Regions from separate parts of the Homo sapiens genome. Here region 1 is linked to region 2. A link is an interaction called in ENCODE POLR2A ChIA-PET data of the cell type or tissue named here. Cell type or tissue: Caco-2. All regions are shown on one strand.

The links. ChIA-PET counts read pairs that join two places held together with the same protein. Peaks named below come from ENCODE experiments on the same cell type or tissue, not always from the same donor. Only the 100,000 strongest peaks of a DNase experiment are listed, where the experiment ranks them.
Region 1: POLR2A ChIA-PET joins it to region 2 with 6 read pairs; 4 of 35 experiments call an interaction of 5 or more read pairs at or near these places.

Annotation. Positions count from the first base shown.
Region 1 is chr9:126,583,905-126,586,404 of GRCh38, forward strand. No RefSeq gene overlaps it. Among named protein-coding and RNA genes, the nearest start is that of LMX1B-DT, 29 kb to the right of the region's middle. RefSeq lists an enhancer at 2,256-2,425. In Caco-2, no CTCF peak of the experiment used is centred here; no DNase peak of the experiment used is centred here.
Region 2 is chr9:126,651,311-126,653,810 of GRCh38, forward strand. The region is part of intron 2 of LMX1B (LIM homeobox transcription factor 1 beta); the gene reads left to right. Among named protein-coding and RNA genes, the nearest start is that of LMX1B, 39 kb to the left of the region's middle. RefSeq lists an enhancer at 865-1,744. In Caco-2, no CTCF peak of the experiment used is centred here; a DNase peak (open chromatin) is centred at 1,031.

The DNA.
Region 1 (2,500 bases), 67 kb before region 2:
AAGCCAGTCCTGTCTGGCTCCAAAAGCCTCAGGCAAGGTTGACCTCAATTCATCCAGGACACTGGAAGCCGGGTTCTAGTTTCAGAGTTCACAGAACTCTGCTCCCCAGGATGTGTGTTGGAAAGGAGTGTGTTGAGTGATACTGCCCAGGAGACCCCAAGTTTGGCTCTGGCTTGAAGCCTCAACTGACCAGCCCTTGGCTATTGGTCTTTCCAGCCCCACCCAAGGGGCCCTTCAAACTTTCAGTTCAGTTGTTTTTTTTTTTTTTTTGAGATGGAGCCTCACTCTGTCATCCAGGCGGGAGTGCAGTGGTGCGATCTCAGCTCACTACAACCTCTGCCTCCCGGGTTCAAGTGATTCTTCTGCCTCAGCCTCCTGAGTAGCTGGGACTACAGGCGTGTGCCACCATGCCCAGCTAATTTTTGTATTTTTAGTAGAGGCGGGGTTTCACCATGTTGGCCAGACTGGTCTCAAACTCCTGACCTCAGGTGATCCACATGCCTTGGCCTCCCAAAGTGCCAGAACTACAGGCGTGAGCCACCACACCTGGCCCTTTTTTTTTTTTTTGAAGGGAATTCAACAAATATTTTTTGAGCTTTTCCTCCATGCCAACACCTGAGCTGAGCACAAAAAGACCCAGAATGAAATCCTCCCTGAGTCCTACCTTCAAGAAACTTCCAGTTCAGTGGGGGGCAAGGGCAGCAGACAGATATGACAAGACTATTACAATATCATAAATACTCACTTTAATGGGTGCCTTATAAGCTCTGAAAGGACCACAGGAGAAGGGGCCCTGAGTCTCCCAGGGGGAATCAAAGGCAGGTGGCATTTGCATGAAGACTTGAGGAGGGACAGCGGTCGGCCTGGATGGCCAGAGAGGAAGGGTACTGGAGACAGAAGGAGAGGCTCACATAAAAGTACAAGGCCTGAAGGCCAGGCACGGTGGCTCATGCCTGTAATCCCATCACTTTTGGAAGCCGAGGTGGGTGGATCACTTAAAGTCAGGAGTTCGAGACCAGCCTGGCCAACACGGTGAAACCCCATCTCTATTAAAAATGCAAAAATTAGCGGGTGTGGTGGTGCATGCCTGTGAACCTGCCTACTCAGGAGGCTGAGGCAGGAGAATCACTTGAACCCAGGAGGTGGAGGTTGCAACGAGCTGAGATTTCACCACTGTACTCCAGCCAGAGCGACAGAGCAAGACTCTGTCTCAAAAAAAAAAAAAAAAAAAAAAAGCAGGCGGCATGAAAGCCTGGAGTGTCAGGGGATCTGCATGTAGCTCATTCTGTTATGGAGCATCAGAGACTGGCAAGAGAGGTTAATGAACCGATCCAAGATGCCACAGTGAGAAAGTAGGATTGAGAAGTGGCAGGGGCCAGATTACGATGGGCTTTATTGAGGTGGGTTTTTTTGTGAGAGCGACAAGGAGCCACGGAAGGGACGTGGCAGGATAACACTTGCCTTTGAGAGAGGTCACTCTGTGCCCAGCAGGGAGCAGAACTTGAAGGGGGATGGTTAGAGATGGGAGACCAGAAAGGAGCTAAAAGAATATGGCAGCCAGAATGGGGGGCTGACGAGGGGTGTCCCAAGATACACAGGTAGAATGGACAGGACTCGGCACCAGACTTGGAGAAGGAGGAGTGGAAAATGAAGAAGAAGAGGAGGAAGTCTGCAGCACGCTCGGGTGTCCCACCTGGCTGGTGGCTGATGGTGATGCCTCCCAGGGAGATGGGGACCCATGAGGAGGCCTGATGGGGAGAAGGCCACCGGGGCCTGGGGAGTGTCCCAGTGAGGACACCAGGAGGCAGCTGGCCATGGAGGTTGGGTTTGAATGCTGGGGGACACCAGTATGGGGACACAGAGCAAAAGAAGAAATGCCAAAATGTAGCTGGAGAAGGAGGAGCCAGGGGGTAGGTGGTGAGCCAGGGAAGAGGAACATTAAGGGTGTAGGATGAGGCCAAAAAGCCTGGCAAAGGGACCAGACAACTCGTAGGGTGGGGGCAGCCGAGCCAGCCGCCGTTTCAGGTGAGAGATGGTAGTAAGCTGCTGAGAGTTGGGGCGGTGAGGAGGTGGACAAGGGCAGGGGCTGTACACCCCTCTTTTAAAGGCTTGGCAGGAAATGGAAAGAGAGATGGAAGACAGTAGCTAGCAGGAGGCTTGGAGTCCAGGGAGGGTTTTCATTTCCAAATGGGAGACATGAAGAGCTGCTGTGATTCAGAAGTTCAAGTCTGAGTCAGGTTACTGGAGGCAGGGAGGTCCCTGTGGAGGACATCGGGTTGAGGTCTGGAGTCCACTGGGGATGGTGGAGCTTCCACATTGAGACTGGAGGAGAGAAGCTATGAGTGAGAGGGTCAACCTAGACAAGGCAGAGGGAGGCATGATGTGAAGTGAGGCTGGGAGACATCAGCCCCCGGTCGTGGGGGGTCCCCAAGGGCAGGCTGAGGCGTCTGGCCAGGCAGCAGATAGGTGGAAGGTAGATGAGCTTCAGATCCAGACCAAC
Region 2 (2,500 bases):
CCAAGCTGCCCCGGGAAGGGCAGCCTGGCCTATCTGTCCCCAGACCCCGAGGGCTGCCATCCTCCTCAGCAGGCAGCTGGCAGGTGCAAGGGGTGGGGCACAGGGGGCGGGGGTCAGCCCAGAGCTGAGACTGCAGGGTTGTCTCAAGGGGACAGCGGCCTCCTGTTGGGGGTCTTTGTGAAGGATAAACAAAACGAAGGGCCTTGGAGCCCACCTTCTTCTCCCCCCCTCCCAACAACACACACACCTGAGACCTCTAATTACGCCTTAGCCCCAGGCAGGGCCATGGGAACGCTGCCCTGTAACCCACTGCCTGACCCCTCTCCCCTGGGCCCCGCTCCTCTCCTGAGGCCGACTCAGTTCTCACTGCAGGGAGGAGAGGGGTCCCACAGACCCAGATTCAGGAACATGGGGTGCTCAGAAATTAGAGCCTCTGAGAACAGGGTCCCTGTCCCCAGCATCTCTGAGATGAGGATCCCACAGACCAGGGTCTGAGCTGGGAGTTCAACAGGCGGGGTCTGCTCTGAGGAATCCGACAAACTGGTGAGTCCCCTATGAGTAGGACCCTACAAGCCAGGGGCCTAGGTGGAGGATCCCACAATCTAGTTTGAACAGGGACCCTACCAGCCAGGGCCATCGAGACAAAAAGAAACCCAAATCAAACCACAAGCCTCGGTAGTGGCCAGAGATGGGGGGGGGCCTGCCTGCGGTGGGATACTCCAAGGCTTGGGGGTCCCAACAGCCAGGACCCTTGAGGCAGGGTCCTCACAACAGAGATCCAGTGGCCCCTCAGACCCAGGTGGAGGGGCCCGGCTTGGCTGCCTGAGGCTGCAGCTCTCCCGATTGAAACCCAAACCGGAGGAGCTGCCTGTCACGGTGCCTGTGATCCTGTGATCCGAGGCATGATTGAGAGGGGGCGCGGCAGGAGGGGGCTGCAGGCCCCCAGGCAGCCCCTGTGTGGAGCAGCAGGAGTCTGAGGAGGAGAAGGGGGGGGGGATTTTCTCTTTCTTCCCGGCCTGCTTATCTGATCACAGAGGAGGGAAGGGCTCCCGTTCAAAGGCAGTCTCCTTATCAGCTGGGGGTTTGTTTGGAACGATAACTGCACCTGGCAGGGAAGCCTTCCTGCAGGTGGGGGTGCGGCCGCATGGGCGGGGCTGGCTCCAGGGTGTGTGTGTCCACACGGGAACGTGGCTACCGCTAATGCTACGTGAATGTGCATCCCATGGTCTTCGTGTGTGCAGGTCTGTCCTCCGTGTGTACACATCTCCAGGCCAGTTTGTGCTCCCACCTGTGCGTGACTGTGTGTGTGTGTGGATGGGCACAGAGTACATCTGCCCTCGGCACAGGAGAAAGAAGGGACTCAGATCTGGGCCTGGACTGGACTGGGCACTGCTTGGCGTCCACATGATGGGGGTCCCTGCCAATCCCACCCATGTCCTGTCTCCAGAGTGAAGTACCTGGAGCCTGTGGGAACAAGGGGATGGGTCAGGAGCAGAGGTTGTGACATCACAGTTCACTTGTGGGCACAGCAGGGACAATGGGGAAGAGGCTCCATGGATGCTGAGGTGTAGCCCCAGCGGGTGTTGATGGAGAAGAAAAGAGCCTGTGGAGAGGCCAAGGCACGGGCCAGATCAGGGGAGCAGGATGGGCCAGCTGAGGGCTGGGCAAGACTGAAAACAAACCCAGCAAAAGGGCCCAGGGTTGCCTGAAGATAGGAACAGAGCGGTGCCTGGGTCTTTTTGTGCTAGGAGCTGATTTAGCTTAAAACACATCCCCCCATCCCAAACCCAAACCCATTCCCCTCTGTGTTTTGTTTTGTTTCAAGTAGATGCTTTTTTTTTTTTTTTTTTTTTTTTTTTTGAGACAAGGTCTCACTTGGTCACCCGGGCTGGAGTGCAGTGGCACAATCACAGCTCTCTGCAGCCTTGACCTGCCAGGCTGAAGCAATTCTCCTACCTCAGCTACCCCCGATGAGCTGGGACTACAGGTGAATGCCACCACATCCACTAATTTTTTGTATTTTTTTGTAGAGATGGGGTTTTGCCATGTTGCTCAACCTGGTCTCCAACTTCTGGGCTCAATTGCTCTGCCTGCCTTGACCTCCCGAAGTGTTGGGATTACAGGCTTGACCCACCATGCCTGGCCCTAAGTAGATGCTTTTTAATTCAGCTTTTTATTTTGAGATAATTGTAGATTCATAGGCAATTGCAAAAAATAGAGAGGTCCCTGTACCCTTTGCCCAGTCTTGCACAGCCGCGGGACAACATCACAGCTAGGACGTCCACGTCAACACAGTGCCGACTGCACTTAGACTTCTCCAGTGTTGGGTGCGTTTGTGCATGGAGCTCTGTGCCAATTTATCACATGCGAACGTTCCCGGATCTGCCCCCACAGGATCCCTCCTGTTGCCCTTTCATGACCACACTCAGCTCCCTCCCACCCTTCATCCCCAGCCCCCTGGGTTGTGTTGTGTTGTTTTGTTATTTAATCTTATTAAATG